Linked DNA regions of Homo sapiens: region 2 is linked to region 1. A link is a contact called in ENCODE Hi-C or POLR2A ChIA-PET data. All regions are on one chromosome and are shown on one strand. The core of a region is the stretch at or near the end of the contact, and the rest is flanking DNA. Distances in the headings are between cores, read along the strand shown. Region 1 holds the start of ATP1B3 (ATPase Na+/K+ transporting subunit beta 3). Region 2 holds the start of TSC22D2 (TSC22 domain family member 2).

The links. A loop is a pair of places that touch in the nucleus more often than their neighbours do. ChIA-PET counts read pairs that join two places held with the same protein, here RNA polymerase II (POLR2A). Pooled maps may share reads with other maps.
Region 2: a loop to region 1 is called in a map of CD4-positive, alpha-beta memory T cell, with 21 times the contacts of the local background. The contact joins the promoter of TSC22D2 here to the promoter of ATP1B3 in region 1. A Hi-C loop is called at or near these places in 2 of 168 maps with a recorded cell type or tissue (CD4-positive, alpha-beta memory T cell and naive thymus-derived CD4-positive, alpha-beta T cell) and 4 of 50 pooled maps. POLR2A ChIA-PET finds 5 or more read pairs at or near these places in 1 of 52 experiments (activated B cell).

What each region holds. Positions count from the first base shown.
Region 1 is chr3:141,873,746-141,878,612 of GRCh38, forward strand. ATP1B3 (ATPase Na+/K+ transporting subunit beta 3) reads left to right here and starts at 2,898. Exons shown (of 7, transcript NM_001679.4): 1 at 2,898-3,165. The coding sequence starts at 3,057. RefSeq lists silencers at 1,793-1,852, 2,723-2,852, 3,123-3,692.
Region 2 is chr3:150,406,240-150,411,106 of GRCh38, forward strand. It overlaps TSC22D2 (TSC22 domain family member 2), which reads left to right and starts at 2,059. Exons shown (of 3, transcript NM_001303264.2): 1 at 2,059-4,867. The coding sequence starts at 3,112. RefSeq lists silencers at 2,150-2,749, 3,420-3,589, 3,850-4,129 and enhancers at 3,120-3,169, 3,876-4,755.

The DNA of each region.
Region 1 (4,867 bases), core at 1,648-4,147:
TTTCTCTAGCGAAGTAACTTCTCCTTCAAAGGAGAAACTTAGAGTAAAATAAACTGACAGAGAATGTAACTGTAATTAAATGTTATCTGCTCATACTTGGTAGACCAGTGGTTCCCAGTACACACAGGATTTTCTCTTCCAGGTAATGCTCAAGTTACCATATATCAGAGAAACAAATAGCTTCCATGTTTTGGAGTAGAATGTAAAAATTTCACCAAACTGAAATCTGTTGGACCTAGTTACTATACTGAACTAGTCATGTGTTTCAAAACTGCTTACTGAATTATATATTTGTATTTAAATCCTTATTTGGAAAACCACAAAGCACTAAATATGAAAGTCATATTAATGACCATTAAACATATACAAACTAACAGGCTGGGCGTGGTGGCTCATGCCTGTAATCCCATCACTTTGGAAGGCTGAGGCGGGCGGATCACCTGAGGTCAGGAGTTCGAGACCAGCCTGGCCAACATGGTGAAACCCCATCTCTACTGAAAAATAAAAAAATTAGCTGGGCGTGGTGGCGTGCGTCTGTAATCCCAGCTACTTGGAAGGGTGAAGCAGGAGAATTGCTTGAACCCGGGAGGCAGAGGTTGCAGTGAGCCAAGATCCGAGCCACTGTACTCCAACCTGGGCGACAAGAGCAAGACTCCATCTCAAAAAAAAAAAAAAAAAAAAAAAAAAAAAAAAATATATATATATATATATATATATATACACACACACATACACAAACTACAAATCCTTGACAGCAGCCAATATCTTTGAAACACTATTTCATAATATTCTTGTTTACCACGTTTTCTTTGTGTGCCAGGTGATTAGTTATCAAAGCACGCTTATTATTAGCGCACACACACATACATGCACACACACAATGTAAATGAAGCGGACAGGTTTTGTTTCATTCTAAATATCTTTCTTTCTTACCTAAATGAAAAAGCCTGTTATCAACTCTACCAGTATTTTAGGTTTCCTCTAACCTGTAGTTATATTTGTAATGAGTTGAAAATAGTTAACTACTTCCATTCTTTTTTTTTTTTTTTTTTTTTTTTTTTTTTTTTTTTGAGACGGAGTCTTGCTCTGTCGCCCAGGCTGGAGTACAGTGGCGGGATCTCGGCTCACTGCAAGCTCCGCTTCCTGGGTTCACCCCATTCTCCTGCCTCAGCCTCCCGAGCAGCCGGGACTACAGGCGCCCGCTACCACGCCCGGCTAATTTTTTTGTATTTTTAGTAGAGACGGGGTTTCACCGCGTTAGCCAGGATGGTCTCGATCCTGACCTCCTGATCCGCCTGCCTCGGCCTCCCAAAGTGCTGGGATTATAGGCGTGAGCCACCGCGCCCGGCAGGTAACATTCTTTAGTTCTTTCAATCTTGCCTATGATTTAAAGAAGTGCATTCCAGTCTGCTTGCATGGTGCTTTGCTATTTCTAATACTCATTTCATGCCAAACTCTCCAACATGCTTCTACAAATCTTTTGGTGTCATTAGCTCAAAACGTAAATGGATTTTGGTTATTTTCAATGTCATAATTATAAATTTAGCTTTTTTAAGCGTGAAAAAAGCACTTTATAGGAATATATTTTACCACTTTTCCATTTGTGGGAGGTATAATTCATTATTTCTTGCTTTGGTAAGAAAAGTGAGGAAAAAGGAAAATTCATCCATTTGCAGGCTGTTTAAACTTCCAGACAGATTATAATTCATCACTCCAAACAATAAGATGGCTATTACATTTCTCCATAATTTTTATTTGCTAATAAAACGGAGGCAGAGCTTTTTTCTAAAAATAAATAAATAAACAACAACAACAACAACCTCCCCCACCCCGCACCTTCTGTGCAAATTCCTATAAAGTCTTTTATCCTGTCGCTGAGTCTGAGGGCACCCCCCCTCCCGTACTCGTCAGCTCCATCTCGCGGAGGAAAACGCTACCGGCACCCTCAGCTCCGCCCAAGGGCCGCGATCTCTACAGGGGAGATGAAAAGCCGGCGACACTACACAGGCGTGGACCCTCCAACGAGTGTTCCTTTCCTGTGGGTTAAGAGTAGGAGCGTCTGGGCAAAAGCTGGGAGCTTTCAGTTGCCAGGACCCTTGGGAAAGCACGTATTTAGATTTCATTGATAAATTCAACTGAATCCCGAGAAAAATTATACTCCATTCACTGGCATATTTAGAACGGAATTCCCATTGACCCGAGGCTCCCGGTTGAACCCTTCAAGGGAGCCAAGCGAGGACGTTCTCAGAACAGCAGTGCACCGTGTACATTGTGGGAGCCCCGCGCGATCCCCCGCAGAGCGTCCTGTAGGAACGTCACAGAGCCCAGAGAGCGTCCTGTAGGAACGTCACAGAGCCCAGAGAGCGTCCTGTAGGAACGTCACAGAGCCCAGAGAGCGTCCTGTAGGAACGTCACAGAGCCCAGAGAACGCCTGGGGACGGTCGGGGAGGCAGTTCGGGGAGGGGACGATTAAGTTCCCTCAGAGAGGAAGCCGCGGGCCGACTGGAGTCGTTTTCGTGCTCTCCGCACCCGCCCGCCGCGGGTAGCATCTTCTCAGCGCCCCGGCGCCCAGGAACGCCCAGGAAACCCAGTCCTCCTCCTAAGCAACCTGCGGCGCGGGGACGCCCGCCTTTTGCTATTATTATAAACGTGCGTGCGACTAAACCTTCGGATTTTTAGACTTTCTTCTCGCTTCCTCTGACCCAGGCTGAGGGAGCCCCCGAGGCTACTGCGGGGCGGGGCCGGGGCGGGGTGGGGCGCCCTCGCCGCCTCAGGCAGCGCCCCGGCCGCTGGCGGGAGGCGGCAGCGGCGCGGGCCGAGCGGCGCGGGGATTGGCTGCGGCGGGCGGAGACGTCAGGCTCCCGCGGCCCAAGCGGCCGCCCGGCGCGGCGCGGCGCAGTCGGCTCGAGTACTCCCCGTAACGAGGAGGTGTTCTCGGCCGTCCCACCCTTCACTGCCGTCTCCGGGCTGCGCCGCCGGAGCCGGGACGCGCCTCCGCAGCCCTCGCCGCCTCCATCCCCGCGGCCGCAGCTCCTCTCGCCGTCCGCGCGCACACCATGACGAAGAACGAGAAGAAGTCCCTCAACCAGAGCCTGGCCGAGTGGAAGCTCTTCATCTACAACCCGACCACCGGAGAATTCCTGGGGCGCACCGCCAAGAGCTGGGGTGAGCGGGCAGCAGCTGGGCGTCCGGGGCCGGCCTCGGTCCCGGGGGCGCCGGGCGCGGTCTGGTGGGAACGGAAAGGCGGGAGGCGGCTCCCAGCGCCGGGGCTCCCGACCGCCCGACCCTAACCCGGGCGGCGGCGGCGCAGTGCGGCCCCATTCATTGCTCCCCGGGCCGGCCGGACTGGCCGCAGCTCGCTCCCGAAGCAGCGGGGCCCGCGGGCAGCCCGGCCGGGCCGCGCTGGTTCCTCCCTCCCTGCTGGGAGCGGGGCGCACGTGCTGCCCGGGCCTCCCGCCCGGCGCGGCGCCGGAAGCCGGGGACCCCTGCCCGAAGCCGGGCCCCGAGAGTGCAGGAGCCGAGCCCCCGGGCCTCCTTTGTACGGAGCGCTCCGGCCCGAGAGGCCCTGGCGGAGGCGCCCGGCCCGCTGAGCGGTTCGGAGAAGCCAGACCCTGCCCCACTCCAGGGGAGAGGAAATTTCCACTCCCGCCGCTATCTTGTGACTCGTCCACGCTGCCACCCCGACCGGTCGGAAGAGTGCGACTGAGTGTTAAGTGTGGGTGTGGGTTGCTTAAACGTGTAGCGGTGAGTTAATCACAGAAGTACATTGTACAAGAAAATGCACTTGAATTTGGACAGTGAAAAGGCCCTTAAAAAGGTTGGTTCCTCCCGGATTCCTTTTTAATTACAGAGGTTTTCTTCCTTACAAATTTGCTTCTTTGGGGAAAGTAAATCCTGTCTGAACAACACAGGTTTTTTTTTTTTTTCCCGTGTCTTCAAAACAGGAGAGTGATGGTTGTATGTTAGCAGATTTTTTCTATGCGTGAGCTCTTTGTTTTAATATATTTAAACCATCTACCGTGTAGAGTAGCTTTAGGATGCCTTTTTTTCCTAAAATTGTATCAATCTCTGAATGCAGGCTAGAGCTTTTTTTTTTTTTTGCCTTTATACTTAAGTAAACTAATTTTACCTTTTTAAATCCTTTTGAAACATTTTGTTAGTGGGTCTTGAAAGACCATTTCTTTCTGAGTGGGAATAAATCTCGAGAGCTTAGAACTATTTGGGCACAACATTTTTAGGATAAGCATGGAGAAATAAGCTGTGACTCAGAAAATAAACTGTTGGTGCAGACTGAAATGGACTCCTTCAGGGTGAAAAGGCGACTTGAAGTCTTATCACAAGCTGAAAGGGGCCTTGGAGGATTTTTAGCCCAACCCCCACTTTAGAGATGAGAAAAATGAGACCCAGAGAGGTTGTGATTTTTGCCTTGTGTAAAATTACATATGCCACAAAGCCAAGAAAAGAACCCAGTTCTCCTTTAATCCTAGTCCAGCGGTTGTATTATTTTACAGATGCCTTGCCTAACTGCATGGTAATCACTCATGATTTTTATTTAAATTGCTGTTTTCTTTTGGGAACCCACTAGTGTGATGAAGAAATAAATCTTGCATCCAGACTTACATGGGAACAAAAGATGAACATTTATAAAGCTTAATTGCTTGTTTCTAGAGTGTACTAACTTTTTGCTGAAGAAATTTTTGAGTGGTGGAGAGAGATTAATTTTGATAGGCTACCTTCCTCCCTTTCTCCCTTCCCCAGTGCTTCCTCATTTCCAGAACGGAGTAACTCCACTTTGTGTTAGAATGACATTTCTTACTGCAGATAGTGCTCTTCAACCTTTGTATTGTATGACCTAGGGTAGAGATTT
Region 2 (4,867 bases), core at 809-3,308, 8.5 Mb after region 1:
ATTCTTATTTCTTTGTAGCAGTTTGATGTAATAAATTCTGTACATTTTTTAAGGGCAAATGTATAAAAGTAGCTAGGGCTTTTAAACTTTTGGAAAACAATATTTTCAAGAGAACTATTAAACACAAATCCTTAACCATCTAAATGACACTTTTAAAAGTTATAAATCATATGCTTTTCCTAAGATGTCTTTTAACATCTTTAGCCCCCTCCTTACCAGAAATTTAGTCCACTTCTGGATCTCTTCTAAATTATCTTTATCTTTCCTTTCATCTCATAATATATCATTTTAAGGAGAAATGGTCTTACAGATTACTTTAAGATTTTTCCTCTAAATGTACGATTTAAGAGTATCATAACGAGTAATCAAGAAGTTTATATGATAAGATAATGTAAAGGGATGAGCAGGCATATAATACTCATTTTTCCAAAAGCACCACCATCAACACTACCCATTATAACCACCTTAAACATCTGGTAAATCAATCCAAAATTAAATTAAGCTTTTATAAATTCATATTGGGTTTAACCATTTGATCTAACTTATTGATGGAAAACTGCCTCTAACAATTACTGAAATTACAGACTTAGAAATGAAACATTCCATTAGCTATCTCTGCCACAATAGCATAACGTTACATTTTGTTCCATTACTTTCGCCCAGCCCCTTAAGAAATAGGGATTTTATGTCGTCTTATTTCACATTCTGACTCCAGTCACTTGGGTTTGGAGGGCATGGTTTCCACTAAAGTTAAAAGACCTAGCTCTATAAATTACAACTAAAGACCTAAAAAATTCTCTGCAAATTTAATTCTCAAAACATCTTTTGGGATAAAAAGTATTTCTATTCTTCAAAGATTAGAGAACCGAGTTCAACGATTTACTGATTTAAGTTATCATTATGTGATTGCTAACGCTGCAGTAGATATGAAATCACGATTTCCATTAAGACTTAGATTTTACCTAAATGACGACTGCTTTAGTATGTCAAAGTTTAGGAGCCCATCCCCATTTTTTTAAACTGCTTAAAAGAATGGCCTTAGCATGCCAAAGTTTAAGAGCCCATCCCCATTTTTTTTTAACTGCTTAAAAGAATGGCCTTACCATTTTCTTTGGCCAGGAACTAACTACAAGATGATAAATTTGCCAGTACTTTCTTTTCATAGTTGTTCTTTGCATTGGAACAGGAAAGGGTGCTTTATCACTCGTTACGGTTGTTCATGGCCCAATCCAAATCATATAATACGCTGGCTGCTACTAACAGTTTTAGAATAAACAAAAAGAAGAACTATAATGCAGTAGGTTCTACATTTATAAAGCCCATGAGCTGATTTCGTGCCGAAAGTAAAACAGTCTCAAGAGTTTAAATGAATCCTGGAATCACAGCAAATTCAGGAAATTTAGGAATATGTTGGTAACCCTTAAGCTTTTTAAAAACTGACTACACCCTGGGCAAGTAACCACCCCCTGATGCCGTTGTGGGAGACAGAATTTCTGGCAGGAAGATAATTTTCTGACTCAATCTGGCTTGCCGTTCTTGTTTAATCATCCCCATTTCTCTGAACATTTTACTCCTCTGACTACAATGGTCAACATTTATTTTCAGAAGTTTTAAAGTGATTTAGTTCTTCCAGCCGCACCTCTTTTTATCCCATCTAAGTCTTCCCCAGCCCCCATTCCTATCGCCCTCGTTTCACTAAGATTTTGCTAAACATTAGACACAAGCACATGACCTCCAGTCTTCCACTGTCTCGGAACAAACCGACATAAAAACATCTGATTAGTTCCATTGTAAGCTTCCCTAGGCTTAGAATTTAAAATGGTCTTTAGCTCGTCAATGCTTAAAGAACCTACAACACAAAATTTAAATTTTAAAAATTTTAAATAAAGAAACCGCTCCCTTTTTTAACCTTTAGCCCCGCCCATTGCCCCCCACCCCAGGTTCCACGCGAAACTGCAGGAAACCGGAGGGGGCGGAGCGGTGACGTCACGACGCCGGTGCGTCACGGAACGGCGGCGGCTGCGGCGCTGGCGGTGGCTGCGGCAGCGGCGGCATTTTAGTCGGCAGCGGCGGCGGCAGCGGGGCTGCTGCTCCTCCCAGCATCCCTGGCGCGGCCATTTCAGCCCCATCTTGGCCCAGCGGAGGGAGCTGCAGCCGCCGCTTCAGCAGTTTGAATTTCAGTTTCTTCGGGGTTTAGGAATTGGGCGCACCGAGGAGGAGCCGGAGAAGCCACCACCGCTACCTCACACAGCCGGGGCGCCTCCGGTCCCGTGCCAGCGGTCTGCCGCCGCCGCCCCTCTCTGAGAGAAGCCGCGAGGGGAGGCCGAGACCGCCGTCGCCGCCCGCCCGCAGGGGTGGTTCCCCCTGTAAGGGGAGGACCGAGCCGGCTTTCCCCTCCCCCAGAGCGGGTTTCCGCCTGAGGCAGTCGACATGTCCCTGGGGCTGAGCTCCGGCTAGAGCCGGGGAGGGAGGGCCGCCTGCCCGCGCCACAGCCCCACCGCCCGCCCGCGGACCTTCAGCCAGCTCCGGCCCGCGGCTCCCGGCTGAATTAGGCATCTCCGACTCCGGACTCGCCGCTCCTTCCCTCAGTCAGAGAGCCCAGCGCTGACGCCGGCACCGGCCTGAGGAGCCCGAGCGGGGCAGCACCGCCCCTCACGCCGCCGCCACCGCCTCCTCCTCCTCCTCTTCGCCCTCCCACTCCCACCCCCAGCCAAGGCCTGCTGACCGCGCCGAGCGCCGAGCTGGACTGACCACGGCTGCCCGGAGACGAGAGAGGAAGCAGCCGGCCCGCCCCTGGGTTCGCGCTCTCGCCGCCTCTGAGGGAATTGAATTGAGGCGCCGCGGCTGCGAGAGCTAAAAAGGAAGGAGGAGCCGCCGCGGGACTGAGACGGGGGCAGAGCCGAAGAGACCGACACAGAGAAGGAAACGAGGAGGAGGATGTCTCACCGGGCGGCCAGCGCCTGGATCAGCCCGTGACTCTTAACAGCGGCGGGCCTCAGACCCCAGCGCAGACTCGGACTTTGTCTTTGGGGGCCCGTGCTCTGCCCTCCCCGGTTTCCGACAGGACCCAGAGGAGCCGGCGTGCCTCTCTGCCCTCCAGCCTTCTTCACCATGTCCAAGATGCCGGCCAAGAAGAAGAGCTGCTTCCAGATCACCAGTGTCACCACGGCCCAGGTGGCCACTAGCATCACCGAGGACACCGAGAGCTTGGACGACCCGGACGAGTCACGCACAGAGGACGTCTCCTCCGAGATTTTCGACGTCTCTCGGGCCACGGATTATGGCCCTGAGGAGGTCTGCGAGCGCAGCTCTTCCGAAGAGACGCTTAACAATGTTGGGGATGCGGAGACTCCCGGGACCGTCTCCCCAAACCTCCTCCTAGATGGGCAGCTGGCAGCGGCGGCTGCTGCTCCCGCCAACGGAGGAGGAGTCGTTTCGGCCCGGAGCGTGTCTGGGGCGCTCGCCAGTACCCTGGCGGCGGCTGCCACTTCGGCCCCCGCCCCCGGAGCACCCGGCGGCCCCCAGCTCGCGGGCTCATCCGCCGGGCCAGTGACTGCAGCCCCATCTCAGCCTCCCACCACATGTAGTTCCCGTTTTCGCGTGATCAAGCTGGACCACGGGAGCGGAGAGCCCTATAGACGCGGCCGATGGACGTGTATGGAATACTATGAGAGGGATTCAGACAGCAGCGTCCTGACTAGATCCGGGGATTGCATTAGACACAGCAGTACTTTTGACCAGACTGCGGAGCGGGACAGCGGCCTGGGCGCCACCGGAGGGTCGGTGGTGGTAGTAGTGGCCTCCATGCAGGGGGCGCACGGGCCCGAGTCGGGAACTGACAGCTCCTTGACTGCTGTGTCACAGCTACCCCCGTCGGAGAAAATGAGCCAGCCCACTCCGGCCCAGCCGCAGAGTTTTAGCGTTGGGCAGCCACAGCCGCCGCCGCCACCCGTAGGTGGGGCTGTGGCTCAAAGCTCGGCTCCGCTGCCGCCGTTCCCGGGAGCCGCGACCGGGCCGCAGCCAATGATGGCAGCCGCGCAGCCCAGCCAGCCCCAGGGAGCGGGGCCCGGGGGACAGACTCTGCCGCCGACGAATGTAACCCTGGCGCAGCCGGCTATGTCCCTGCCTCCGCAGCCGGGCCCTGCAGTGGGCGCCCCCGCGGCGCAGCAGCCCCAGCAGTTCGCGTATCCTCAGCCTCAGATACCGCCCGGACATTTGCTGCCCGTCCAGCCCTCCGGCCAGAGTGAGTACCTGCAGCAGCACGTGGCCGGCCTGCAGCCGCCAAGCCCCGCGCAGCCCTCGTCCACCGGCGCCGCAGCGAGCCCCGCCACGGCGGCCACCCTTCCCGTGGGCACCGGCCAGAATGCTTCCTCGGTGGGCGCGCAGCTCATGGGCGCGTCTTCCCAGCCCAGCGAAGCCATGGCCCCCCGGACGGGACCAGCGCAAGGCGGGCAGGTCGCGCCTTGTCAGCCGACTGGAGTGCCCCCGGCTACTGTGGGAGGCGTGGTGCAGCCGTGCCTCGGTCCTGCCGGGGCTGGGCAGCCCCAGTCCGTGCCTCCGCCGCAGATGGGTGGCAGTGGTCCGCTGTCAGCCGTACCTGGTGGCCCTCACGCCGTGGTGCCCGGAGTTCCAAACGTGCCTGCAGCCGTGCCCGCTCCAAGCGTGCCTAGTGTGTCTACCACTTCTGTTACTATGCCAAATGTACCCGCGCCTCTGGCCCAGTCGCAACAGCTGAGCAGCCATACGCCAGTCAGCAGGAGCAGCAGCATAATCCAGCATGTTGGGCTGCCCTTAGCGCCAGGCACACACAGCGCACCAACAAGTCTACCACAGTCTGACCTAAGCCAGTTTCAAACTCAGACCCAGC